Regions from separate parts of the Mus musculus genome. Here regions 2, 3, 4 and 5 are each linked to region 1. A link is a contact called in ENCODE POLR2A ChIA-PET data. All regions are on one chromosome and are shown on one strand. Each heading gives the region's core, a stretch centred on a gene start or an enhancer-like site at or near the end of the contact. The rest is flanking DNA. Distances are from core to core; before and after follow the strand shown.

Region 1 (6,104 bases), core at 2,005-4,504:
GCACCAGCTGCTCAAATGCCTCATCGACATTCAGACGCAGTTTGGCTGAGGCCTCAAAGTAAGTCATGTGGTGGGAAGCACTGAAAGAGGAGGCTTCAGACCGGAGGACCTGGAGAAAGACAGAGGGAGGAGGACAAAGGGAGGCGTCGGAGAGAGGAGATGCTGAAAGCCGCCGCAAGGTGTGCTCGACTGTATAACTGCAGCAGGCTCAAGATAGAAAGTTCTAGAAAGACCCCAGAGGAGGCTACTGGAGGGTTGAAGTGATATCAGTGAGATGTCAGGAAGATTATGAAGGTGTTTTAGGTAACTGGAAGGCAGGCAGGCAAGAAGTAAGGGTGTTCTTGTTCAGGACAGGGGAACCAGTATCAACGGATTAGTATAAGGGCCAGGACCGTGGCTCAGTGCTAGGGGTCCTGGTTAGAATCCCTCAGTGATGGCCAGGGGTGTGGCTCAGTGATGGGCGATTCCTCTTGGGGGGTCATCTCTTAAGTGAAAGTTGTGACAATAGAGGGACCAGGGATCCAGAGTAGGAGATGGTCACCTGAGAGAGCTTCCTAGGTCCAAATGGGGGTGACCAGGGGAGGGGGCATCTCAAACCTGGCGCTGGTTCTCCAGATCTGCCTTGTTCCCAACCAACACAATGGGGAAATCATCCCGGTCCTTGACTCTGAGGATCTGTGTGAAGAGCTTGCCCACCTCATTGAAACTGCAAGAGAAGTCAGTAGCATGAGGCACCACCTTAGCAGGAACCTGCCCCGTGCTCAGCCAGGCCCACCAGCATCCCCCTCACCTCTGCCTGTCGTTAATGGCAAACACCAGCAGGAAGCCGTTGCCAGCACGCATGTACTGCTCCCGCATGGCACCAAATTCCTCTTGCCCCGCAGTGTCCAGGACTGTGGAGACAGAGAGAGAAACGTGTGGGTCCCCCCAGGTTGTCCTGGGCATGTTCACAAATCCTCTGAGTCTTGCCCCCTGCCTCCCTTCCAAGCCCAGCCATCCCATCCTCACTGTCCAGCCGTGCAGGGATGCCGTCCACAGTGCAGATCTTTGTGTAGGAATCTTCAATGGTGGGATCATAGTCAGACACAAAGTAGGACTGGGGGGTAGAGAAGGTCACTGTCACCGAAGCAATCTGTGTGTGTGTGTGTGTGTGAGTCCTGTCCCATATCTTCTCCAAGTCTCTGTCCCCCCTCTCTCTGTGTCTCTGTCTTTCTCTCCCTGGCCCCTCCTGAGTCTCAATGTCTCTGTCTTTTTCTCTTGGTCTCTCTCCCTCTTGATGTCTCAGCAACACCCCCCCCCCCCCAATCTCTGATCTCTCTGTCTTTGCCGGTCCCATCTCTTTCCCTCTCCCCTCTCTGGGTTTCTGTCCACCCCCTTTCTCTCTGGATCTCTAACCTGCTCCTGGCGGTGCTGTTTCCACCTTTCCAGGTGTCAGGTTGTGGGTCCCTGTCACCGATGCCCGCCCCCGTTTTCCTCTCTTAGCCCCTCTGTCTTCTTCAGCCTTTGTCATCATTACACCAGCTGCATCACTTTGAACAAATCACTTTCTGTCTCCGAGGCTGTTTCGTCACTTGGAGAATCGAGGATGAAGACACTATACCATCTAACAGTTTTGATTGGCAAGGATTCCCTGCTCAACACTTAACACTTGACCTGGTACCGGTCAGCGACCAGCTTCTGAGAATTCTGGTTGAGCAAAGTAGCTGCCGATCTTGCTGTCTCTCTCTTCCCTTCCTCTCCCCCCCTCCCCCCATTCCTTCCCTCCTCTTGCTCCCTCCTCCATAAGCAGCCTCCAGTGTCTCCTCCCCTGGGAAGGTCTAGGTTCCAATCCTGCTTCAGAGAGGCAGCCCCACCCTTATCCCCGCCTCTCCCTTCCTGACTGTGTCCTGCTACTTCCAACCAGGCCTCTGGCCATCTCCAGGTTTGGCCCTTGGTGCTAGGGGCTCAAATTTGGACTCTTTCTTCCCACTGTAGGTTTCTCAACGGCATTGCCGGAGGCTCCTAGTCTGTGAATGTCCATCACCCAGGAACTTCTACAACAGCAAGTGGGCCCTCACTTTCCTAGTGTTGCCCTGATGTGGGGAGGCTCCCCGTGGGAACTGGGTGGAGGTTTCCGGGGCTGGGCTGGATTTTCTGAACTTGGCTGCTGAGGCTGAAGGTGGCTTCCTCTCTAGAGTGCTTGCTAAGGGCTGAGGCTAAAAGGGGTGCAAGGAATGGAGAGGATGAGGTTTGGTGTGTGTGGGGGGATGATTAGGACCCCAAAGTAAATAGATGCCCAAGGGTGAGAACAGCCTGGAGGGTTGGTTCCTGATGTAGGAGAGGTCTATTTATGGGACCTAGAACCTTCCAAGTAACAGGTCTCTGGAGGCTGTGAAAAACCTGAGTTCTATGCTTTTCTTTTTAAATCTGGAGATGACATGGGAGCTACTTAGAGTTTTCAGGGTTGAGGGTAAGGAGTTTGAGTGGGGAACTTAGGATGGAGAAATGGTTGGTTTTCCTTGGGGGTAGGATGGGGGGCTGCATTTAGCAGAATGGGGTATGCCAGATATTGGTGTTTTCCCAGGATGGTCATGTAGCAGGATCTTTCTGAAATCTCAGGTCTGAAGGGAAATCCTCTTCAAGCAGGGGTTACAGGGTGCCTGTTTTAGGACAGAGTGGTCCCAGCTGAGTCTTAGAATCAAAGTCTGGGCAATGATCAGGAGATTAGAGCCTCGGGGAGTGCTTGGGGTCTGAATGGAGCAACTGTTTGGAATTTAGGGTACTCCCAGTTGGTGAGCGGGGCTAGACAGACTAGGATGAGGGCTCTCAGGTACCTCTAGGAGGGTGATTTGTCCCAGGACATATTAGGAGAAAGCTTCCCCTCATGAAGGGGGTGGAGGCCCTGGGCATTTGGAGTCGCAATCAGAGGGTTAGAGATCCTCTTAGGAGGGTCTTAATGATGGTTCTGGGAGAAGCGAAAGTTTCAGGGAACCCAAAGGGCTCAAAGTCTCGATCTCGGGGAAACCCTCCCCGGTGAGGGCCCACTACCTGGATGAACTGGATGGTCAGCGCGCTCTTGCCCACGCCGCCGCCGCCTACGACCACCAGCTTGTGAGTCTCGCCGGGCGGGGGGTCCCTGGGTCCCGGCCCCCCGCCCCGGGGCCGCCCCCGCCCAGTCCCGGACGCCGCCCCGCTGCTCATGTCGCCACCGCTGCTGCTGCCGCCGCTACCGCCTAGGGGGAGTCAGGAGAGACCAAGGGGTGGGTTATGCTAATAATACTGCATAAACATGAGCTTTGGCCAGAGGACACGAGTCTCCGGATGCTTCTGGAGGAGGCGAGGCCAGAGTGAGGGAGGAGCTAGACTAATAAGGGTAGGGGAAACAAGGTTGCAAAAACGGGGAATTCCAAGAGGGGTGGGGATATGCTAATGACCCTGTGTCCACCCTAAGCACAGCCACGAGCTCTCCTCCTGCAGTCCGCCTTTGGGAGGAGCTATGCTAATAAACCCCATCTTTGGGCGAAAAAGTTTTCTTCGGGGCGGGGATATGCAAATTAAATGTTGCGGTAGTTATTATCTAAGGACCACTGTTTCTGGTAGGTGTGGCTTGGGGCTCCTTCTCAGGGCCGTATATAGGGAGATCTTAGGACAGCACAGGTCTCAAAATTAATCTCCGCCTCCTCCCTGGGATTGTCGCCAAGTTCTCTGCCCCAGCTTCGTTCTAGAGGCTGGCGTCTCGGCCTGTCTATGGACTTAGGCTTCCGGTTCCCGCTGTCCCAGCCAAACGGAAGATAGACTGGGAGGGGAGCTGGGGCCCTGGAGGGGGACAGCAGGGTAACTGGGCAGGACGGGCTGTGAGATCACCACATTCCTAATCCATGAGCCAGTTCATCCTAGTCGGGAAGTCCGGGTCTAGAAGGGCCGACAGCCAGGATTTCTGGGCTTTGGAAGGATGCGGTTGATAGCTCAGACACTGGTTCCTACGAGAGTATTGAGTTAGAGACTTAGATTTCTCCGGTCCGACTCCGGTCCAGGGGGTCGGGAGGGGCTCCTTACTACTACTGGGAAAGCTGGGAGTCTGGACTCATGGGGCCAAAGGATGGAGAGTCTGGGGACCCAGAATTCTGAGTTCGAGGGCATGAGTGCTCCGGGAGGGTTGTGGAAGAATTTAGCACTTACATTTATGTAAGATATGGTATTGACGTCCTGAAAGGGAAGAGGATTGAAATTCCAGAGTCCCAAGGAAGAGGGAAATGAGTCTTCACTCATCTGCTCTGAACCAGAAGACTCAGAGTTTGGATTTTCCTGTCCTGAGTAAAGGAGCTCTGGTTTGACTCCTGAGTTCTGAATTTAATGGAGATTATTTTAAGTTAAAGCCTATTCTGGACATCTTAGAATGAACTTATCTCAAAACAAACAAACGAAAAGAGGACTATAGATATAGTTTAGTGATAACATAGAACGTTTGTCTACCATGTATGAGCATTTAAATTCAATCTCTAGTTCCCCCCCCCCAATAAATAATTTTAGAAGCTGGGCATGATAACTGACGAGTCCCAGCACTGGGGAAACAGAAGCAGAAAGACAGCAGCAAGTTCCAAGCCCGTCTGAGATACATAAGACAGCGTCTCAAAAAAATCTTCTTAGGATTTATAGGAGAAAAAAATTAGAAGGGTTTCATATTCAGAAAGGACGACCATGGGCGGGGTAGCGTCCATCTTAATTGAACTACAATTCCCATGGATCTCAACAACGGAGCGCCTTTTTTACATCACTTCCTGATCCGCCGCCTTTTTCCCCGCGCACGCAGGACACTGAGGGGGGTCGTACCGCGCGCTCCAGCAGCCCCGCCCACTTCACCTCTCACCCCGTACACTGTCCCCCGCGTGACGGAGTCTTCACACGGACTACATCTCCCGGCATCCAGCGCGCGCACTCCACCTCCATGTGACGCATTGATTTCTGGGAAACGGAGTCGCCTCCGGTGCTGCCGGCCTTTCGGAAACCCAGCTGGGTACTTGAAATCCCGGCAAGCGCCGCGGCAATTTGGTTCCGCCCTTCCCCAGCTCAAATCGCGAGCCCCGCCCCATTCCGCCCCGCCCCGCGCCGGGACCGGAGCCGCAGCCCGAGCGGCGGGGTAAGATGGCGGCGGCGGTCCGGGCCGCGGGGCTCGGGCCTATCGGGGTGGGCGGGGCGGAGTCGGGTCGCTAGTCGTCTCCGAGTGTCGCCCGTATGCCACGGGGCCTGGAGAGCGTAGCGTGGCACCTTCGGACCCGGCTGCAGCGGCCAAGGCAGTCTCTGAGTAGGGGGCCTTCTTAGGGCCCCGGACGCGCCCGTGGGTGCCAGAGGGCTTTCGTATGGCCTGGACCGCGACTAGGCCGGCCCTCCTTCCCATTGCTGAGCCTGGACACGTCTGCAGGCGCCGTAGATGGTTTTTATGTGCGACCGTAGGCTAGGGTCTGTTGAGAGGCTTTTGGGGCCATCTTGAGATCTTCACTCCCCCAGGAGTTAAGGGGGTCTGCAGAGTCACCTAGTTCACTGGGGTGTATTTGTTAGGGCTGGGAAGTCTCTCCTCATGCTGGCCTCTGCATTCGGCTCATCTACATGGATCTGGGACCATTTATGAGGCCTGGAAGCTCTCTTCAAGGACTAGGAAGTGTTAAGGTCCACCTGGAAGAAAGAGATGTACTCCCACCTAGGGAGAGGGAAGCAAGCTTTGTGATGTGCCCAGAGGCATAAATGAGTCGCTAAGGTCTGGGAAGTGTTTTATGTGGGGGTGACTCGGAGATAGGGGTGGGTGGGGTAGGGTGGGGTAGTTTGAAGGAACTAGAATCGTCCAATGATTGCAAGAATACAGTCTATGTCTTGGAGGAAATTCAAGTGCTTTTGAAGAGTAGATAAATGTGTAGAGAATAATAACAGAAAACGCTGGGAATTTTATCCAGCTCAAATGTACTTGCCTTTCAGAAAGTAATTAAAAAGAAAATGGTTTCAAACAAAAAAGAACCTGTGTTGTCCCCATGCTGAGGAGTTAGAATCATTCCTGAGGGTCTGTAGAGCTGTCTGGGATCATCTAGTGCAGTGCTCTGCAACTTGACCTTGATAGGAAGGGAAAAAATGCATTA
Region 2 (5,746 bases), core at 975-3,474, 140 kb before region 1:
TCTGGGCTTGCTGGAGCTCTTTGGAAGCCTGTGGGGACAAAAGTAAACCATCCAGGATGTATCTGCAAAGTCAACCCCTTCCTCTGCTCCTCAAACGTCAGTAGGAGAACTCAGGACAGCTCAGGCTCGATCACATGGGGTACTATGCAGTCTATGCCCCCTTTTATTTTTACAAGAACTCCCAAGATCACCCCAACTCCATTTCATTTAGAACCTAGGAAACCTGAGGCAAACAACTACAATCCCCACAGGCCTCACTGCTGCCATGGGGCACTCTGGGAACTGAAGCCACATCTCTGAGTGCCAATTAATAATAGATTCTTAAATACCCAGGTTCCCACCAGTCTAGTCAGCCCGCACCTTCAGCAGCAGCTCCTGAAACCGCACCGTCTCTTCACCCATCGACTCTGTGTCGCTTAGTTCTGGTGCCAAAAACGTCGAGTCCGCCATGGCCCTAGGAAAAAGTCCTAGGCGTCCAAAAACGTGAAGAACGTTTCGCAGATAAGCGAAGCTAGCCTACTGTAGGGTCACAGCTGATTCGTTTGCGTGTGTGTGTGTGTGTGTGTGTGTGTGTGTGTGTGTGTTCGATATAGGGCTTCTCTGTGCAGCCTTTCCTGGCTGCCCTGGAATGCTTTGTAGACCAGGCTGGCCTCGAATCCTGCCTATGCCTCCAAAGTGCTGGGATTAAAGGCATGCACCATTACCTCCCGACCAGGACCAGTGAGTACACCCAGGCCTCCACCCAGAATCCCAAAATTTGTCCTGAGAATGGTCTACAGTTCCATTACGATGAAGGCTCCGTTCTCAAGTCGGCTGGGTATCTTGATAGGTCCTGTTTGGCCAATGCATAAATGAAAGCCACACTTCCGGCGTCTGTATAACTAAGGAACTGAAGTAGCCACCGTTAAGCCCACCTCAGCGCCCTTCATCCAAAGCAGGCACCTACAGGGACCACTTGTATGAAAGAGCTGAAGCCACGCCCTCCTAGCCAACCAATCAAAAGTAAGGACTGAGGAGGCCTGCGAAATGACACACTTCCTGAATCAATAAAACCTACATATCTGCCCTTCCCAAACCTCAGAGGTTACAGTACAGAAAGGATTGCCACTCTGAGAACTTTAGTATCTCCTGCTCTTGTCTATCATGAGTTAGGCTCTGGGTCTGATCCCACTCAACACACACCCAGTCTCAATGCTATTAATCGCCCTTTTTTGAACATAATTAATGTTTTTGCTTATAAAGAAGTTATAGAGGCAGAGGAGGCTGGAGAGATAGTTAAACGGCAGAGTGCTGACTGCTCTTCCAGAAGAGGAGAGTTCGATTCCCAACACCCAGATTGCGACTAACAAAGCCCTGTAACTCCAGTTCTAGGGGGATCTGTCGCCTCCTCTTCTGGCCTCCTGGGGAACTGCATGTACATGATGCACAGACAAGCAGGCAAAATACTCATGCACATAACAATAATCTTTGTTTGCTTCTTTTAAAGAAAGAAAAGCATTTGGGGTGGAGAGAAGGCTCAGCAATTAAGAACACATGTTATTTTTGGAGATGTCTGGGGTTAAGCTCCAAACAGCCACAACTGTCATGAGGCTCTCTCCAGCCCAGCGGCTGCATCGCCCTCTTCTGGGCTCCACAGGCACTGCAGACACATAGTGCAAAGACATACCTCAGGGCTGGGCGTGGTGGCGCACGCCTTTAATCCCAGCACTCCGGAAGCAGAGGCAGGCGGATTTCTGAGTTCGAGGCCAGCCTGGTCTACAAAGTGAGTTCCAGGAGAGCCAGGGCTACACAGAGTACATACAAAGAAAGATAAATATTTTTTTAGCCAAGTGTGCTGGCACACGCCTCTAATACCAGCACTCGGGAGGCGGAGATAGGTGGGTCTGTGAGTTGAAGCCAGCCGGGTCTACATAGTTAGATCCAGGGCCTCCAGAGCTCACAGTGAGACTCTGTCTGAAAAACAAAATAAAACAAAACAACGAAAATCTATTTTTTCTAAAGAGTCAAAGTGACAATAGCCGAAGGCCTTCTGCCAGTGCGGGACCCCACCCACCCACCCAACCATGTCTGTTCTCCCCGAAACTACATTTCCCAGCATCCGCCCATAGGCCGCATCGCGCGGCTCTAAAGTAGGCGGGTCACGTCCTATATAGCTCGCTTCCGGGCCCTACGGTTGGCCCCGCCCCTTTGATTGGAGTGGGCGGTGCCGCCCTTCGGACCTCCAAGTTCCTCTAGGTAGACCGTCCAGCAATCCCTCGCGGAAGGCTCCGGGAGAGCGATGGCGGCTACGCGTGTACAGCCCAGTACCCGGGAGATTTTCACGACGCTGGAGTACGGACCGGTGCCGGAGAGCCACGCATGCGCACTGGTGAGGGCTTGCCCCGCGGCCGCTGCTGCCTCCGAGTCCTCTCGGCCGCTTGGGGCGCGCGGGCTCCCGTCATCCACTGCGGCCTTCTCGGAAGCCCCGCCCCTCTGAGCGCGTGATTTCCCCTACAGTGCGGAAGCCTGGGCTGGGCGGCTGGCGGTGGGCGGCGATGGTTGTCCTCGCGGTTTTCGTTTACGGTCCCGAACGCCGCCGTAGTGTTTCCCCAGGACCCTTCAGGAACGGGTGGTCACTAAATCCCCATACCTCTCGCGGTCCTCCTGAGTCTTCACCTTGCTAGATCGTGGTTCCTTGTGGCCCCCGGCACTTTGGAGGCTCGCGGGAACGTTTAGAACCTCAAGTTCGTTTAGAACCCCAAGTTCGTCCAAAACTTGCTATGACTGCTCCCCTTGTTTCAATATCCTTACGGTGCTCTGTGATCTCCTGCCCCTTCGAACGTCATCTGAGTTCTCTTGACCCTCCTAGCCCATCCTATTCTCATTCTCCCTCTCCCCCTCCCAAGTTTAGTGGATTTCTTTGGGAGATTTTCCTGTTTTCGTACTTCATTTATATTATTCCTTTAGAGCCTCCTGGCCCAAGGCTCCAGAACCCTCTTGCAGCCTCATCGGAATGTGGTAGGGTTCCTGGGATTTTCTTTAAAACCAAGGACCAATCAGAATGCCCAGGGTCCCAGAAATTCTTCCAGCATCCAAGCAGGTATTAGGAGGTTGTAGAGTCTTTAGACTCTTAAGAGGAGTCACCACACTACAAAAGGACTCCAGCTTTGGAGGGACAGCATAAAACACTCTATAAAGTTTAGAGTGTTGATCCCAAAGATACAAGGAGAAAGATCACTGACCCGAAATCATCACGGCCAAAGTAATTTAAGCAAGTAATTAATTAAGCTAGCTTTTTTTTGAGGACACAAGCTGCCTCCCCAATAAGCTTTGGTTCTAGAAGTCAGTCCTGGATGTGAGAAAGACAAGGTTTTTATATATAGTTTGTGGATAGGGGGATTTGGCCACCAAAATAGTTGAGGTTACAGGAGCAGAACATACACATTATAATAACCTTCTGTAGTAAAGACATTATTGCAAGGTGTTCCTAAAATGGTAGCCATAACAACCTTTTGAAACAAAGGTAGGGTTGCAAAACAATTATAATATCTTTTTAAGGGCTGGTGAGATGGCTCAGTAGGTAAGAGCACCCGACTGCTCTTCCAAAGGTCCAGAGTTCAAATCCCAGCAACCACATGGTGGCTCACAACCATCCTATAACGAGATATGATGCCCTCTTCTGGAGTGTCTGAAGACAGCTACAGTGTACTTACATATAATAAATAATAAATAAATCTTTTAAAAATATATATCTTTTTAAAACCAAGACATGGTTGAAGTTTTCTGGAACAGGCAGTGCAGAACCATTTGTACTTAAGGTTACAGGTGGGACATAACCCAATCTTGAGAAACAGGTTTAATCAGAAACAGGAAAGAAGCTAGTTTGTCTTTAAGAGGCTTTCAAGCCTAAGATGGAGGCAGACTGGTTCATCAAGAGATGTCACCAAGATGCTGGTTAAGAGTCGGATCCCGGGCTGGTGAGATGGCTCAGTGGGTAAGAGCACCCGACTGCTCTTCCGAAGGTCCGGAGTTCAAATCCCAGCAACCACATGGTGGCTCACAACCATCCGTAACAAAATCTGACTCCCTCTTCTGGAGTGTCTGAAGACAGCGACAGTGTACCTATATATAATAAATAAATAAAATCTTTAAAAAAAAAAAAAAAGAGTCGGATCCCGCTGGCAGTGGTGACGCACATCTTTAATCCCAGCACTTGGGAGGAGGCAGAGGCAGGTGGATTTCTGAGTTCGAGGCCAGCCTGGTCTACAGAGTGAGTTCCAGGACAGCCAGGGCTACACAGAGAAACCCTGTCTCAAAAAAACAAAAAAATCAAACAAACAAAAAAAGGATAGGATAGATTCTGGACTCTGCTGACAGGGATGCTACGAATCCATCATAATGAGATGGAGCCTAGTGTTGCCTGGACAGACAATTGCAGTGGAGACTCCAACCAGGGAGATGCCAGTTAAAAGGTACTGGACTGTTGGAGTAACTAAAACTATAGATCCAGGTGAGAGGATTTGGGACAATTCAGAGACCCCAGCTGGAAGCTGGTTAGAGGCAGTGTGCCTCTAAGTAGCAATAATAGACTGAAGGCTGGGATTGATAGATGGACTGTGCCAACCTCTGCTAAGTACGATTTTACTTAATCCTCAGAACGTCAGAGAGGGGATTATTTCTGTTCTTTTAGTGACAGAACACAAGGCTAATGAGGGAAGTAATTTTGTCCATAGTACACAGAGCTTAAAGGAGTTTGGATATGGTGGGCAAACCAGTAATCCCAGCATGTGGAAGGCCAAGGCAGGAGAGTTACAAGTTCCAAATCAGCTAAGCAGTCTCAAAAAATGAAAGAGCTGGGCCTGTCACCACGCCTTGGATTCTGGTGTGCCCCCCACCAATCAGTTGCCCCCATTACTCCAACAAAGGTCTCAGGTTTACACTCTATGGGCACCTCAACCAGAAAACATGTTTGTTTTCTTTGGCTTGAGCTTTGTTTTGGAAAAGTCATTTTATTGTACAATTAATTCCATCTAAACATCCTGGATACCAATTTCTCTTGAAAATAAAATTCCAAAGTTTGGCGACCGTTTGGCTCCAGTTCCCTGACAGAATTCATCTGGAACCAATTGTCTTGGCTACTTTGGGAAAGCTCTTGGTGTCCAATAGGCCCGTGGCCTGCCAGGACCCCGTTGACATTCTTGTGGGAGTTTGTTTTCCGTCTTTTCCACAGCAGTTGATGTTAGGAACTCCCATGCATCCATCACTGAGCTTCAACAGCTCTGTGAGGGCAGGCCAGTGTTGGCGGCGCTTTCTCCCTTTCTCTCGAGAGTCGTTTATACAGTGCCGGCTGTTGTGCTACTTTCACATAAATATTTGAGTCCTTATTTCTAACAGATAAGGATTGTTATACAACCAACACTGCCATAGCACTAACTGTCAGTCACAGTGCTTAGTTCCCGGTTCATGTTCACATGGCCCCACTTCACGATGGCTCTGTTCCAGTTTGGAACATTTGCATGACAATTTCTCTTTTCTTTTTAAAAGATTTGGTTCTTTTTTGTTTGTTTTGTTTGCATTTTGGGACAGGGTTTCTCTATGTAGTCCTTCCTGGCTGGCCTGGAATGTTCCACGTAGACAGTCTGACCTGAACTCACAAGCAGTTTACCTGCCTCCCACGTGCACCCCTTGTTCTGTAAGACTACTGTGTCTGTGTGTATGCATGCGCACACGCTATGTGTGTTCCAGGAACTGGAGCTGCAGGTGGCTG
Region 3 (5,343 bases), core at 1,539-4,038, 170 kb after region 1:
GAAGCACTGTATGCCCAGCCTAACGTAAGTCTTTGAAGACTTACACCAATTTCATGTGCACCTTTCCCATGGTGTGCAGCATGTTAATACACGTGTAACCAGGTATGGTGGCACACACCTGAAAGCATGGTACTCAGAGACTGAAGTAAGACTTTTACGGCTTTGAAGTTAGCCTGGGATACAGAGATCTGGTCTCAAAGAACAAAACAAAAACCACAGGTGACTTGCATGGCTTCTGCAGCACAGCAGCCTGGCCAGTGCTATGCCTTCCTCTTTCACGTGGTCCAGTAGGTCCTCTCCCCCTGCAGTGGAACTCTGCCTTCTAGAGTGACCAGGACCAGGTGGACCCCACACCCACATAACTGGTTCTCAGGTCACTGCCAACTTTCCAATCACTAGGTGAGGGAGATGCCGCCTTCTCTGGGATCATTCTTTCAGGAGAGAGATGAGCTCTGGACTGAAGGTGGGCACAGGAAGATGCAAGCTGCTCTGTGCCCAGAATCACAGCTTCAGCTTCTACATCTCCTCAGCCCCTGCCGTGCAGGGCTCTGTGGTGCTTGGAGAGCTTGTGACAGCTACTCTGCTGCCTGTCTCCCCATCAGACAGAACTGACGCACAAGGATCTGGAGTCCCACCATGATTTAGTGTGACCTTGGACCACTCACTGGCTCCCAGGCAGCTGAGAACTGAGAGGTGGTGAGCACCCCATCACTGGAGCAACTTAAGCCCGCCAGGACCACAGTGAAGAGAAATATGGATGCAGTTTGCAAGCTCCTGTCACTCACACTTTAAAAAGCCAGTCTGCACAGACTCCACACTGTTCTGCTGCCCCTGACTCACCAAAGTGGGAACGACTCATATGTTGGACCAGAAGATGATCACCGTTCCTAAGCAACCCCTCACTTCCTCCATGAATCAGCAATGGACACCCCACTTTACAGCCTGAAGCTCTGAATCCAGGCTCTTGACTGTTATACTGGCAGAGCTGACCACTGAGAAGAGCAGTCTGTGTCTAGAGCCTTCTCTGCCAATACTGCGCTCCACCCTGCCTACCTCATTAGACTGCATCCCCCCATCCCATCTTTCCATGGAGAGGGAGAAAGCTGCAGTGCTTTGACACTACTGTCTGCTGGGCCTCAAAGTCCTACCTACAGCTTTAAAAGGCGCCCAGCAACTCCTACACACACCTTCCACCTCTCCTAGCTAATAAAGGAGGCTGGAAGTTTAGGATTATGGCTAAGGGCAAGAAAGTGACTGATCCAAGATGACACAGCTTCGGTCCTCACTTTCGTGAGGGCAAAGAGTGGCAAGTCTCAGCCTCTTTGCACGAGATCTCGGGGGCAGCCACAGCAGCAGTGTCACCGAGTGAATGACTTGTGAAGGCGGCTGGAATGAGGGCAACTTACTCCAACCTCCTAGGCCTATGGCCTCCTATGAGGCAAGACTCTGGGGCAAACCAGGAAGGGGGAGCTGTCCAGCGGGAAGGTGCAGGCCTCCCAGGACAGTTGTGAAGAGAGATAGAAAAGAAAACGGCCGCAGCACGGGACACGGTGCGGGACGTCCAAGAAGGATCCTACCACCGAAGTGAGGCCGCCGACCAGGGCTACACCACGCCCGCAGCCCAGAGAGGCCCCTGCTCTAGGAACACAACAGGAAATCCCGCCCCCGGTGGGGATCGGGACCGGAAGTCCCGCCCGGGGCGCCCCCTCACCCACCCGCGACCCCCAGCACACACAGCCGTATGGACATGGTTCACCGCCAGCGTGAGGGTTCCAGCCCGTCGGCACCCCCGCAGTGAAGCTCGTCTACACTTCGTCGCGAGTCAGACACATGGGGTTGAGCGTGAGCTCTTTCAGCAGTCGGCCAGGAGTCGCAGGACGATCACTGCCCCCCTGACCTATGCAGTCCATACCCTTCCCACGGGGGCTCGCCCTCCCACTGCCCCTCAACCTCAGGAAGGCCAGACCCTCCCCAAACCCCAGCTCACAACGCCGCCTCCACTCACGTGCCCGTAGCCAGCATGGCCGGCCAGGCGCCGTCGCCGCCCTCAAAAGGCATGGCGGCTTCTTGCGTCATTTCCGTGTGGCTGCCCCTCCTCCATTGTGTACACTCCCCCTCCCTTATCCTGCATGCCTCAAATCAAAATAGCAACTAGAAGCTCCGTCGGCAAGCCGTGGGCAAGAGCGACAGCAAGGGTGCCCACGGATGGAAAATACGGCAAAAGACTTTTGCTACTGTTTCGAATTGCCCGCAACAACTATGACCGCATGCCCATGCTCACACAAGCGTAGGCAAGCGGCATGACTGCATGCCCATGCTCACACGCAAGCGGCATGACGTCCCTCGTTCGTATTCAACGTCTGCTCCCGTCCCGACGTGGCAGTTAGTATGGCTTCATATGCCTATAAAGCATATGGACACTTCCTTCCGTCCACACTAGACCCCCTCCTCTAGGCCCTCGCTCGTTCCCTTTAACACAAAGCTGGCAAAGATTCAATATGGCAGCGTTTCTTGCTTCGGTTTGCCCAGTTTCAAGATGGTGGTGCAGTCCTCTTTCCACGGTGACTCAGAAATTTGGGGCAGCTTCGTTTCCAGGAGCACTGACGGCTTCACCCTTTATCCCGAGCCCCTCAGCGCCTCTGGTGCCATACCGCTTCTCTCACCTTTTCCTCTCTCCGTTTCGCTTTTCCAGCACCCCGCCGTCGTGCCCCGCAAAGAGATGGTAGTGCCCCGCATTAACATGGCTTCCACCAAGCCGCTCTGGTTTGTCCTCGAGAAAAACGGCACAGTATTGGCTTCGATGCCAGTATAAAATATGGAGAGGGCCAAGGAGGCGTTCCCGAGCGATCACGAGTTGGGCTGCGAGCATGGGTCCTCCTACTTGTTTACTTCGTGGCGAGAGTGGCGCAGTGCGCCTGCGCCGTCCCGCTGACCCTTGCCAACTTTGCGTTCTACACCTCGTGACCTATGTCTTCGAGTTTCTACTACCCTGTTCAAACAGATGGTCTCACCCACTGCAGCCTTAACAACCTCGGGGACGCTACCACTATCTAGCCTGGAAGGGAGCGTTATTTTTCCGGATATGACACCAAGTTGACCCGGAAAAGGAGGAGATAGGGGCAGTGGAACCTCCGCGGCGGCAATGGAAGGATCCAGCTACAGGGTAAGACTTTGGAAATCATTCCCTCGCTCATCTACAGGAGACGCCCCCCACTGATGGTCCGCTTCCACCTTCTGCTGTGCAGGGATTAGGCCGAGTCAACTTAGCAAGCACCAGCTTCTAGTTACGATGCTGTTGTCACTCTCCGCAGTCCTTAGGGAGAGCCTCCCTTAGCCCCGCCCCCTGGAAAACGCACGCCCATCTGGGGTGCGAGGCGGGACTGTAGACTCGCCACGCCCCATCTCCGCTTGTCAGTCAGGGGCTCTAGACCCCGCCCCTGGGGAAAACGCCTCCCTTAGACCCTTGGCTTTCACTAGGTGGTGTTTGAAAAGGGAGGCGTGTACCTGCACACCAGCGCCCGGAAACACCAGGATCCAGACTCGCTCATCGCCGGCGTCATACGAGTGGTGGAAAAGGTGGGCCGGGATGGAGGTGACATGTGTGGGAACTTCGAATTGAGGGATGAGGGGCATTCGGGTGACTCTACTAAGTCCTCCCCATGTCCCTCAGGACAGCGACGTCTTTCTGCACTGGGCTCCGGTGGAGGAGGCTGGAGACCCAACCCAGATTCTCTTCAAGAAGGTAGGCGACTCGCTCCTCTTCCCCACTCTAGTGGAAGGCAGGGAGTACTCGGGAACCTGTGAGCCTGTTTGCTTTCTGAAATGACCTAATGCCATATCCTTTTGGCTCCTTAGGGGACCCTGCTGGGTTCAGACTTCTCAAGGGGTGTGGCCTAGTTTTGGTCTGAGGCAGCTTTCTTTCCTCTCTGTTTGCTTTACGTTTATTTATTACATTTATTTATTGTGTGTGTGCATTCACATGCCACGGTGTGGGTGTGTGGAGGTCAGAGGATAACCTGTGGTAGCAGGTTCTCTCCTTCCACCGAGTGGGCTCCAGGGTTGAACCCAGGTTGCCGGTTTTGGCAGCAAGTCCAGAACCCTCTCACTAAGCGCAAAGATTTAGATTGTGTGGGGTGTGGAGGGGGTGTGAATGTGTGAGCATGTGTGTGCACTACCTGTGAGTGCATGCAGAAGACAGCACTGCAGACACATGCTGGAGCTTTGGATGGTATGTGGGGACTGGGATCTGAACTCTGGTCTCTGGGACTGTACAGTAAGCCTTGCTAACTACTACACTATCTTTCTGGCCATAGATGACTTATTTGCTTATTTGTGTGTGTTCTACTCGGAGGGGTCATTCATTTCTCCTTGTGGGTTCTCTGGACTGAACTTAGGCCATCTGTCTTACCCATTGAGCCTATGTCTGGCCCTGCTCAACAGTATCCCCTGTCTGTCCATCATCAGTGCCCCCTGTAGACTCACAGCTAGTTACAATGACAATGGCTACCACTTGAAGCTCTTTATTCAGTTACAGTGAAAAGTCAGAAGGACACAGAGGAATCTTGACAAGAACACAGAAAGGGCTGAGAGCAGGGGTGTGAGTCTGTTCTTTTCTTTTTTCTTTCTTTTTTTTAATAAAGGGTTATTTTTTCTTTCTTTTTTTTAATAAAGGGTTATTTTTTTTAAAGATTTATTTATTATATTTATATGAGTACACTGTCACTGTCTTCAGACACACCAGAATAGGGCTTTAGATGCCCATTACAGATGGTTGTGAGCCACCATGTGGTTGCTAGAAACTGAACTCAGGACCTCTGGAAGAGCAGTCAGTGCTCTTAACCGCTGGGCCATCTCTCCAGCCCTGAGCCTGTCCTTTCTCATTGAAGTCAGGACTGACTGTTGGTCTTGTGACTGCAGGTGGTCTCTGTGCACTTACCTGTGTAGCAGCTGTCTCCTGACTCCATAAGCGTAGGGTTGTAGCCTGGCTTTCTGCCAGCCACCATGAAGCTGTCTCCCTCCCGCCTCATTCCCTCCTTGTCCTGCAGCTCGCTTTCCCACTGGGCTCTCAGGCTGCAGGCTGGAAACCCTGAGACCGCAGGTCCTCATTCTGTTATTTCTTCTTCCCAGGACCCGAGTCGGGGTGAGCCCAGCACCTCAGAGGAGGAACCTACCTTTGACCCAGGCTATGAACCTGACTGGGCTGTCATTAGCACGGTGCGGCCACAGCCCCACCTGGCAGAGCCCAGGAAAGGTAGGTGGAACTGTTCCATGGTGGTCTAGGGGACCACATTTTTGCCCTTCATGATCATGGTTCCAATGGCTTCCTTGCCCATAGTCAAGGTG
Region 4 (5,250 bases), core at 2,391-4,890, 200 kb after region 1:
GTGGAAGGGATACTTTTACTTATTAGGAAAAGGATAGACACACAATACCATGTACACTCACACTGGGAAGACAAGTAGCAGGTTGGTGCACACCCCACCAAAATCTAAGTAGGCAGACCAACTCCTGCCCACAAACAGAACCCATAAAGCCCAATCCTTTTCCATCACACAAGGCTGTTCTCTCAACTGGGAAACCAGGGCCTGCCACAATAGTACAGGGATGAGAAGCAACCAGGTGGACAAAAATAAAGATATACGAAGCGTCACAACAAAACCTCTTTGCACACTAACCAAAACAATTTAACAGCAACAACAAAATCTAGGTAATAGTCCAGGTTTGAGGCCTCACAGGACAGGGTGGGGAACTCTGCTCTATCAAAGACAACTGTGGCCATGCAAAATTCTTCTTACCCTTTTTCAGGCCCCAGTCTTGTCTTTCACAACTAAGCTAGTGCCTTTGGGATGCTAGGCCCCTTCTTAGCACAAAGCCCCAGATTTTCAGTGTTCTGCCCAGGGGGCTCCTATACAGGTCTTTGCTACCTAGGAGCTGTTGCCAGGTGCTCTGTGGTCCCCAGAGAATTCCCTCAGCCCTTCCTAACCATCAGAGCCCGGCTGATGCAACTGCCTGCAACCAGCCGCCTCACTCCCCAGCTCAGGCCCCTCCGCACTGGAAAAGAGTTCCAAGCAGCTCCACCCTTGCTTCTGGCTCCCCACAGGATTTGTTTTTTGTTTTTGTTTTTTGAGAGGAAAGAGACTAGGCTGCCACTTGAGCCGGGGTGAGGGTTAGGAAGAGAGAATAGCACACATGATGGACACATAACAGTCTGGTACTGGCCAAGGCTCAGGGTGGCAGGCCTCCAGGGATGATCACAACTCCCATAAAGTGACGGCTGTGCACATGCTGGGGAGGGCATGGCAGCTAAATGTGAAAACCAGCTCTTGAGTTAAGGTGGATCTGAGGGCGGGGGAAGCATCTGGGTAGGACCTCAGGAAAGAAAAAAGAAGTACCATGGGGAAGACTATGGGCTGGTACCCCCACTCTGCACTGTCTTTGAAACCTTTCGATTATTCCAAAAGTTTACTTTAAAATACCAAACTCAAGGAAAGGAGCACCACCGGCACAGCAACATGGCACAATGTTTCAAATAAAAACCAGCACCTGTGGGGCCCAGGGATGCAGCTCAGGTGGTAGAATGTCCATTTAGCATGCAGTTCATGAAGCTCTGGGTCCATCCCATTTCTGTATTCGTAGCAGACTCCACATGGACTTAACAAAGCCCATAGCTGGCAAGGGAGGGCTGGAGTCTAAACACATCAAATCACGCCTGTGCTCAAACACTGGCAGAAGATAAGAATTCACACTCTGATGGCTCAGTGTTACAGAGCACTGACTGCTTTTCCAGAGCAACCACATGGTGGCTCACAACCATCTGCAATGGAATCTGATGCCCTCTTCTGGTGTGTCTGAAGAGAACCTGTGTACTTACATAAATAAAATCTAAAAAAAAAAAAAGAGTGCCCATTCCAAGGGGAATTATCTCAAGGACTTGTAACTTTCAAAATCAGTATTCCCCACCTGCTCTGAATCTTTTACAGTACCAGGGATGGACACCAGAGTCTGGAAAGCAGTATTCTGGCCAACACTCTGCCACCAACCTCCAACCCCAGCCCATTACATATTTTTTTAAAATCAGGATCTTTGTTAAGTTCTCTAGACAGCCAAGAACTCACTTTCTAGTCAAGGCAAGCCTTGAGCTTTTTTCCTCCCCTTACTCAGTATGTAGACCTGTCACTACAGGTGGTGGAGGTCAGAGGACAACCGTCTAGAGTTGCTTTTGTCCTTCTACCAAGTGGGTCCTGAGGATGGAACTCAGGAGGGTTGAGTTTAGAGATCACCACCAGAGCCATCTCAAAGCAGCTCCAGCCCTGACCTTGACTTTCAATACTCCTGTCTTAGCCTCCTAAGTAGGTGAGATATCAAGCCTGGCCTCTGGACTTTTTCTTTTTAAAACACATTGAGGCCAGTCAGTATGACCCTGAACTCATGATTTCTTTTCTCCCATCTCCCAAATCCTGAGAATACAGGCAAGTCAAGCCCAATCCATGTGGTGCTTGGACAGAGACTAAGGTTCTGGTGTTAAAAACAGACGAGCATTCTTGAGCTCTATCTCCAACCATTCAGTCTCTCAGCTGCTACAAATATGACACACTGACTGACTTTCACATGGAATGCCAGCCATGTACATGAACATGGGGTAGAAAACAGGGTTCACGCATCATCCCCGGTGAAGGACAAGAGGGACTCTTTTACTAAATGGAATATAAATGTCCTATTTTGGACAGGATCAAGAAATAATTATCTAGTGGGGTCAGCAAGAGAGCAAGGACTGCAAGAAAGTCAGAGCAAGGGCAAAACCTTAGAGGTCGGCAGGGATGGCTGGAAACAGAAACCTTGGAGGTGGGACACACAGAACGATCATATGGCTAAGAATCTGGGGTAGGGAGAGTAAAAGAGGTGAAGTCAGGGTTTTTTTCTAAAAGAAAATACAATGACTGAGCAGTGGGTAAAGGCTGCCAAATAGTTTGACCCGAGTTCCGTCCCTGGGACTCACATGGTCAGAGAACCAACTCCTGCTAGCTCTCCTCTGACCACCACAATAAATGTTAAAACAAAACAAACAAAAATATGTTGAAGAGTCTCGTGGTTAGGACTTCGTGGCCTACTTTCCATAGCTGATATATCTGTGCGCGTATACAGCGCTCTACAAGTACTTGGGAAGCGTTATCTCGCGGTTGCTGCCTGGAACTCCTCTATGAAGCCTAAGCTAGCTTGCGCCATTCGGCGATGGGCTTAACCCACGAGGTCTCGGGTGGCAAATTCGTGAAGCAGGGAGAGAGAACGAGACGAGCTGGTTTCGGGTGTGAAAGACACATCGGATCTGACCGATTCAGGAGACCGAGCCCGGGCCCCCAGCCTGAAGCAGAGAGTGGAGGGTCAGGGCGACATGGCGGGCCCGGGGTCGCCACCGCCCCGTCGGGGCCGCGCGAGGGCGGGGCGCGGAGGGATCCAGGCAAGCCCGCGCTGCGCCGCCCCCGGTATATTTGTCCCCAGGCCCCGGGGCCGCCTCATTTTCAACCCTCTCAGCACAGTCTCCCTTAACGCTCCCGCCACGCCGCCTCCGCCCGCGCAATGGCTCTGTAGCCGCGACCCCGTCGTGTCCCCCGCCCCCGTCTCCGCGCTCACCGCGCCTTCACTCTCCGCTCACACCGTCTCTTCAGCCGAGGCCGCCGCCGCCGTTGCCTCCTCGCCTTTTCGCCGCCATGGAGTGAGTAACCGCTCGCCCCTCCCTCGCCAACTGCCTTTCCCGCCCTTTCAGAGCTCGCGGGGCTTCACGGGTCAGCCTCGTGGTGGGGGCGGGGGAGACGAAGTGAGGAACCACGGTCGCGCAGGCGCAGAAGAGGGAAGCTGGCGGCCGGCGCATCCGCTGAGCAAGCGCACTAGGCTCGAGTTGCGAGGGGCGGGGAGGAGGAGGGCGTGCTTCCGGAGAATTTGGGGGCTTTTAAGGTCGGCTCGCGCGCCGTTGCGCCTGCGCGCTAATTCACAGACCCTCTGCCCCTTTTCCTCCAAGGAGACAACCCCACAACCTGTTGCGCATGCGCATTGTCTTATTCCCCCACCCCCCCACCCCTCCACCCCCGGCCTGAACTACGGCGGGCGGCCGGTCATTGGCTAAACACGCGCACTGGTCCCCCAGGAGGGTAGTGGCGTAACAATGGATCGGGTCCTGGGACTGAGCTTGCGCCTCGTCGCTAGTCGAGCCAGCAGCGAGGAAGGGTGGGGTTTTGCTTGAGGCTCCGACTCAGGCCCAACTTCCCTCCAATCAGACACCTGCTGGGGCGGGGACTGGCTTAAACTGACAGGAAAGGCTTTAGGAACACCTTTAAGAAAGAGTTAGCACTAGCACTACAGGGGCGGGGCCTCTAGGGACTTGCTAGTGGGGGACGGGAACTGACTGTGACAGACAGAAGGGTGGGCGGAGCTTCCCGTAGAATCTTTAGAAGTCACCAAAATTTTTAAGGGAAGAGCGGGATCTGTGTGTGTGACACTGATGAAGGGCCCAGGCATGCAGAATTATTCTGGGAACCCCTGTGGATTAAAGGGGGTATAGTCTAATGATGCGGAAGGGGCACGGCTAGAAGGAAATTCCCTTGGGATTGAAATTTTTATGAAGAGGAATAAGATGAGGTGGGTAGGAGGGACTAGAGGTAATTCCCCTGGGAAAACACTAGGTTTCTGTGTTGAGGGAGGAGATGGGGCAGGGGAGTTTCCAATAATGTCCCTGGGAATGTGTGGAGCGCTGAAATTTTCGGAAAGAAGGAAACTGTGTAGCCTGTGGGTCAAGCCGCTTTGACTCAATCCCACCCACGTCCCCTTGTCCTCACAGGTCCTCCACCTTCGCCTTGGTGCCTGTCTTCACCCAGCTGAACAATCTTCCACGCTGCCTCCCAATTGTTGGTGCAGCCTCCATTGCCGTCGCTGCCCTGTGCCTGTGTCACAGCCATGTCACTCCTGGCGACCCTGGGACTGGAGCTGGACAGGGCCCTGCTCCCAGCTAGCGGGCTGGGCTGGCTCGTAGACTATGGGAAACTCCCCCTGGCCCCTGCCCCCCTGGGCCCCTATGAGGTCCTTGGGGGTGCCCTGGAGGGCGGGCTTCCAGGGGGGGGAGAGCCCCTGGCAGGTAAGAACAGGTTAAGAAGAGAGGTGGGTTGAGCTGGGGGTGGGGGTGGACAGAAAAGGAAGAATTTATTCCTTCACAAGATCAGTACTGAGGGCCTGCAGTGTGCCCAACACTGTTCTAGGTCTGCAGGGTTCCGAGCAAGGGATCCCTAAGCTCATGGGTGCATCAGGAGACAGAAGTGGGAGACCAAAGCTTAGTGGACAGTGATGAAAGACATAGTTGAGAAGTCAGCCCCTCTAAGTAGATGACATCTGAACTGAGGGCTGAGGGATGGGGAGAAGGAGCCATGATAAGGTGGAAGGGGGCTCCATCTCAGAGATCCTGGGGCACAGTCTCTTTTGACTATGTAACAGATGGTTGTCCCAGACTGCGCCTGGTGGCACATGCCCTCAGCTCCCCCTGTTCAAGGGGCTTCTCAGCCTCTTGAGGTCAGGCCAGCCTAGGCAGCATAGCAAGAACGTAATTCTCAAACATCTCAGAAATGGAAAAGGAGAACAAATAAAGATGGAGC
Region 5 (5,231 bases), core at 1,780-4,279, 150 kb after region 1:
TTCAACCCCTTACCACTAGACAGGAGAGAGAAAAGGGAAAAGATCCCTGAATAAAGTTAGGGGTCATAAAGGGATTAGCATAGCATCTGTAGAGTACTTCCTGCTAATTAGGCACCTCAAGTTCCTTGGGACAAGTTTGATCTTTGCTATCTGGACATCTCTTTATTTGTTGTTTTTGTTTTTTGTTCTTTGTTTTTGTTTGTTTTGAGACAGGGTTTCTCGGTTTAGCCCTGACTGTCCTGGAACTCACTCTGTAGACCGACCAGGCTGGCCTCGAACTCAGAAATCCGCCTGCCTTTGCCTCCCAAGTGCTAGGATTAAAGGTATGTGCCACCACGCCTGGCTAGGACATCTGCTTTCTTGTTGCTCTTTGAATATGACTACTTAACAAACTGTACCCAACAGCCCACTCTGCCTCTTGGGGTCGTAGCACTTACAGACCCTCTGAAAAGTCATCAGAATTCCAAACAGCACACAATCACATAAACTAGCTGCAGATGGCAAAACCGTGCCTCTGCTAGAGCAGGAATCGAATCATAGCTGCTGTGAACAGTCTGAAGCAGCCCCTTATCCCACACCTGGGTTTAAAACAAAACATAGTATTAGTGTTAAAAAAAAAAAATCTTGGGCTGGAGAGATGGCTCAGCGGTTAAGAGCACTGCCTGCTCTTCTGAAGGTTCTGAGTTCAAATCCCAGCAACCACATGGTGGCTTACAACCATCCCTAATGAGATCTGATGCCCTCTTCTGGTGTATCTGAAAACAGCTACAGTGTGCCTACATATAATAAATTTAAAAAAAAAATCCCAAAATTGTAACTACACCATTACACCTGATTTTCTCTTGCTTTCTTTTAATTATTTTAAATGTTTCCTTTATGTTTATGGGTGTTTTGCCTGAATGTATGTCTGTATGTGCTTGGTGCCTGTAGAGGCCCAAAGAGGGCATCTGATCCCTTGGCACTGGAATCATACATATTTGTGAAGCTGCCACTGGGTACTTGGAATACAACTTGGATCCTCTGGAAGAGCAGTGTTCTTAATTGCTGAGCCGTCTTTGCAGCACCTCCCATTTTTGAGACAGTCTGTCAAATGTTTAGCCCTGCCTGTCCACAAACTTGCAAGGATTATAAAATCTGTAGTAGGTCTGGAAGGTGGTGGTACATGCTTTTAATTCTAGCACTTGGGCAGGGGCAGGTGGCTGTGAGTTCAAGGCCAGCCTGGTCTACAGAGCAAGTTCTAGCCAGAACTACACAGACAAACTCTGTCATGAAAAACAAAAGAAACTGCTTGCCCTTGACAGTTGTGAAGTCCTGGCTTTGTTCTTCACCCTTTATCTCTGTCGCCCTGCAAAACCCTTTGGGCTCAGCTTCAAAATCAGTTGTTGCCACTGCTGCCATCAACTTCATTTGCAGCCAACCTGCTCCACTAGTGGGCTTTGGGCTCTGCCTGGATTCCTTACTGTTGTTGCTATGGAGACTTTTATGTAGACCAGGCTGGCTTCAATCTCATGAAGTTGGTGTGACCCTTTTCCCTTACCTTTTTTTTTTTTTTTTTTTTTGGTTGGTTGGTTTTTCGAGACAGGGTTTCTCTGTGTAGCCCTGGCTGTCCTGGAACTCACTCTGTAGACCAGGCTGGCTTCAAACTCAGAAATCCGCCTGTCTCTGCCTCCCGAGTGCTGGGATTAAAGGCGTGTGCCATCACGCCCGGCTTCCCGTACCTTTTAATTAATGCCTAGTGTCACTACTCAATCTCTATTATTATTGTTTATTAATTATGAGACAAGGCTGTCGTATTAAGTCAGTTGCCCAATCAGGTTTTGAGCTCACTTTGAAGTGCAAGCAGACTCTGAATTATGTGCACATGTGACACAGGACTTGTGTGGGGCTCAGGGAGCACTTTGTAAGGGTCTCTTTGCTCCTCCCACCATAGGGTTTAGGGAAATTGAACCCAGGTTGTCAGGCTTGGTGGCAGACAAGGACCAGGTGACCTCTCTTGCTGCTCACCTTCCAGTTTAGCTTTTTAAATCAATTATAAAACACGAGATTTTTAAAAAGCCAGCCTACTGCCAGGACATTTGCTCCAGGTGACAGGCATCATAGCTTGGGTGTGCTGTCAGGGGCCTGATATAATTTGGTTAAAGTAGTGTATGAATCAGCAAGGAAGAACAAAGTATAGTCCAAATAGGTTTTCTAGTTTAAAAGAAGGCAGGAGGGAACTTCTCGCATGCAAGAGGCTATAAATTCAAACCTCAGCACCCTATATATAGTTTAACAGCCACGTGTAGTAGTGCACACCCAATTAAAGGTGAAGACAGAAGGCTTAGGAGTTCGAGGTCAGCCTGGGTGCATAAGCTAACACTGCGTAAACACAACGCCACTTACATCGAGCGCAGATAATCTAAGGCTGGATAGTATCACAGGTTAAAAACAAACGGAAGCAAGAAATGCCACTGCACAGTCCTTTCAGATCAAGAACGTGATCTGGGTAAGGCAACTGCTAGAAGGCCCAAGCAACAGTGGGCAGACCCTGGACAAATGGGCCAGCAGCTATGCTGGTCACGCCCAGGCTGCGAGAGACCCGCTGGAAGTTGTAGTCTTTTAGCCACCTTGCCACGTCACCGCCTCCAAGAGGCAAGAACGCCTGGTTCCTACATCTACCCCTCAGTCTGGTGGTAGGTTCCGTCGCGCCACCCATTATCCTGTCTACCGCCTTCTGTCCCTCCAGCAGTGAGGACTTGGTATTGTCTCACCAGCTCGAACTCTTGTAGCACAGTTTCTCTCTTGTCATTTCCAAGTCTGAAACCCTCCCTCCCTGACCTTCTTGGTTTGCTCCAGCCACACCCCCTTACAGTCCTCCATCCCTGTTTGTCAGCGCTGGCTCCCCAGCTCCATAGTCTGTTGGTTAGCGCCGGCTCCTCCTCTCCCCGGCGTTGGTCCCGGCTCTCCCTCTTCTTCCACGTTGGTAGGCGCCAGCCCACCCCCCCCGCATCTCCCCCCAGCTTCGCGTTGGTTGGCGCCGGGCTCCCCTGTTCGCTGCAGTGGTTCGGCCGCGGCGACCCCTCAGCGGCGCGTCCCCCGCCGCGGTCCCGCTCCGCTTCTCCCCGAAGCCGCGCGCCCGCGCCTGTCGGTCGGCGGACCCGCAGCCCCCCGTGAGGCCCACGGCCTCCCACCCGCCATGGTCCGCCCGCGCCGTGCCCCGCACCGCTCCGGCGCCGGGGGCCCCCTCGGAGGTCGTGGCCGGCCACCGCGGCCCCTGGTCGTCCGCGCCGTGCGCTCACGTTCCTGGCCTGGCGGTCCTCGAGGCCCGCAGCCACCGCGGATCCGGGCTCGTTCGGCCCCTCCCATGGTGAGTCCCACGGCCTGTTTCCAGAGCCTTCCACGCACGCCCCGCCCCGCCACCCCTCCCCTGGCGGGCGCCTTTGTCCGCAGCGCCCACGGGCCTCCCGCGGGAGGGCGCACCCAGGGGTCCGGGATCAGTCCTTGATCGGCTCTGGGCGCTCCCCTTTGTTGCGCGGCGGGCTGGGCGGGGGGCGGGGTACGGAGGCGGGGCGGGTTCGAATTACTGCTGACTGCGCGGCCGGCTGCACACGCGCGCGGGGGGCGCCTGGGGTGCACGCTTGTTTTTCCAATTGCAAAGTTGGTCCTCGGCCTCCGGGTCTGGAAATGCGCGAAGCGGCCGGTGGAGGAGCCCGGCGCTTACACGCGCGCCCAGCTGTTGCTCGCGGGGGCGTTGTCCCCCGGGGCCAGATGGCGATTGTGGACAGTCCCTCTATTTGCATACCCGCCCGCCCCGCAGCTAGCCCAGACCTTAAGCCTTAAGATAAAGCTTAAGGTAAATATTCAGCTCTGTAAGTTCGTGGGGTTGTCACCTTTTTGTCCACTCAGTAAACGTGCGCGCACTTTCTAGAAACATTGAGATTTTCTTGGGGCAACAAAATTGCCCCCATTGTGATGGTGGACTCGTGGCCACACCTGCGCATGCTTGGCCAGCGGTAAGCTATTCCCTGGCGTGGTACTGACCACTTCAGACTTCTGACGACGTTGTTCTCCGAGGAGCTGAGGCGGGTCTGTCGCCTGGATCACCTGAGGAACGCAGACACACCCCTCGCTGTAGTACAGCCTAGGCTTGAAGTTTTCTCTTGGTGTTGGGAGCCCTTCCTGGGGTCCTCATATGTGTCCCTTTTCTACAAATGTGACTTGGCTCTGGCCATGCAGTGCGCAAACAGCAAATCAGGCATGCGTAAACACGAACTTGGCGCTTAGTGGGCTTCATGTTCCTAGTTTGTTTCCCTGCTGTTGTGGGCATACAGGTGTTTTTGGGTGCAGGCAAACACACAAGCCTCTTAATGGTTATCCCTCACCCCGCACTTGAATAGTTTTGGATTTTGTTTAGGTTCCTAAGTGTGTTTGCCTGATTTTCACCGACTGTGTGGTGGTGTACATGCTGACACTTGTAGTGTCTCACTGCACACCCAGCCCAGGCAGCCAGTGTGCGGATTTGCTGTAATCCTGAGGGCTTGGGTCTGCAGAACCATCAGGAAGGCCCCTCAGCAGTGAAGACCTAGGCTCTTCTGCTACTTAAGTCACCGGGAGAACTTTCTGGTTTGTCATCACACCGGGTATAAAGGACTCACGAGCTTTAGCAGAGAGCAGAGATGCGTTGGTGACAATCAGAAGGGTCTCTGGCCTGGAGTGTGTCTAGTCTGGTTAGAGACTGGCCCAGGAGACCGACTGGTCTTTTGGAAATGTTTTGGCCGGAAAAAGAGTTTAGTTTGCACCCTGGGGTGGAGGAGGGGACACGTGGCCATGTTTGGCACCACTGTTCAGCATGCATTCAGGTAAACGTTTTGGTTCAGGTAGACTCTAGCTTCCTTAGGATTCCCCCCTCCCCCGCCCCCCAATTGTCCTCCAGGGTGTTCTATTTACTTGGTTTCTGGTTGCTGCCACATTGCGGTCCTCAGTGAAGGCTATCCTTTGTGGGAGGCTCCTCTTAGGGGTGATGCTGCCCACAGTTTTCTGACAGATTGATCTGAAGGTCAAGCTTTGAGGTCTGGCCTGCTGGGGAAGGCGTCAGGACCGGAAGTGTGTGCCCAGGGACTTGAGTCTGGACCTGAGGGTGACCCCTCCAGGATGTGCGGAAACGCCTAACCTGGAATGACCTAGGAATTCTCCCCTCTGCTGCAGGAGGGTGCTCGAGTCTTTGGAGCCCTGGGGCCTATCGGGCCCTCTTC

What was found. ChIA-PET counts read pairs that join two places held with the same protein, here RNA polymerase II (POLR2A).
Region 2: POLR2A ChIA-PET joins it to region 1 with 28 read pairs in embryonic stem cell. The contact joins the promoter of Aldh16a1 here to the promoter of Rras in region 1. POLR2A ChIA-PET finds 5 or more read pairs at or near these places in 3 of 5 experiments (Patski and embryonic stem cell).
Region 3: POLR2A ChIA-PET joins it to region 1 with 38 read pairs in embryonic stem cell. The contact joins the promoter of Akt1s1 here to the promoter of Rras in region 1. POLR2A ChIA-PET finds 5 or more read pairs at or near these places in 4 of 5 experiments (Patski and embryonic stem cell).
Region 4: POLR2A ChIA-PET joins it to region 1 with 35 read pairs in embryonic stem cell. The contact joins the promoter of Nup62 here to the promoter of Rras in region 1. POLR2A ChIA-PET finds 5 or more read pairs at or near these places in 4 of 5 experiments (Patski and embryonic stem cell).
Region 5: POLR2A ChIA-PET joins it to region 1 with 17 read pairs in Patski. The contact joins the promoter of Ptov1 here to the promoter of Rras in region 1. POLR2A ChIA-PET finds 5 or more read pairs at or near these places in 4 of 5 experiments (Patski and embryonic stem cell).

What each region holds. Positions count from the first base shown.
Region 1 is chr7:45,015,092-45,021,195 of GRCm38, reverse strand. Rras (related RAS viral (r-ras) oncogene) reads right to left here and starts at 3,254. Exons shown (of 6, transcript NM_009101.3): 1 at 3,028-3,254; 2 at 1,009-1,096; 3 at 791-893; 4 at 598-706; 5 at 1-109. The coding sequence starts at 3,180. It overlaps Scaf1 (SR-related CTD-associated factor 1), which reads left to right and starts at 4,947. Exons shown (of 11, transcript NM_001008422.1): 1 at 4,947-5,116.
Region 2 is chr7:45,151,014-45,156,759 of GRCm38, reverse strand. It overlaps Aldh16a1 (aldehyde dehydrogenase 16 family, member A1), which reads left to right and starts at 2,224. Exons shown (of 17, transcript NM_145954.2): 1 at 2,224-2,368. The coding sequence starts at 2,279. It overlaps Pih1d1 (PIH1 domain containing 1), which reads right to left and starts at 2,457. Exons shown (of 10, transcript NM_029406.4): 1 at 2,220-2,457; 2 at 361-454; 3 at 1-28. The coding sequence starts at 450.
Region 3 is chr7:44,846,669-44,852,011 of GRCm38, reverse strand. Akt1s1 (AKT1 substrate 1 (proline-rich)) reads right to left here and starts at 2,788. Exons shown (of 5, transcript NM_026270.4): 1 at 2,664-2,788. It overlaps Tbc1d17 (TBC1 domain family, member 17), which reads left to right and starts at 2,933. Exons shown (of 17, transcript NM_001042655.1): 1 at 2,933-3,163; 2 at 3,478-3,576; 3 at 3,671-3,742; 4 at 5,128-5,251. The coding sequence starts at 3,143. Mir707 (microRNA 707) reads right to left here and starts at 2,313; the gene lies at 2,241-2,313.
Region 4 is chr7:44,814,478-44,819,727 of GRCm38, reverse strand. It overlaps Nup62 (nucleoporin 62), which reads right to left and starts at 3,640. Exons shown (of 2, transcript NM_053074.2): 1 at 3,245-3,640. Atf5 (activating transcription factor 5) reads left to right here and starts at 4,070. Exons shown (of 3, transcript NM_030693.2): 1 at 4,070-4,246; 2 at 4,446-4,739. The coding sequence starts at 4,562. It overlaps Il4i1b (interleukin 4 induced 1B), which reads right to left and starts at 3,358. Exons shown (of 9, transcript NM_001171024.1): 1 at 3,245-3,358.
Region 5 is chr7:44,867,466-44,872,696 of GRCm38, reverse strand. It overlaps Ptov1 (prostate tumor over expressed gene 1), which reads left to right and starts at 3,029. Exons shown (of 12, transcript NM_133949.2): 1 at 3,029-3,346; 2 at 5,185-5,231. The coding sequence starts at 3,176.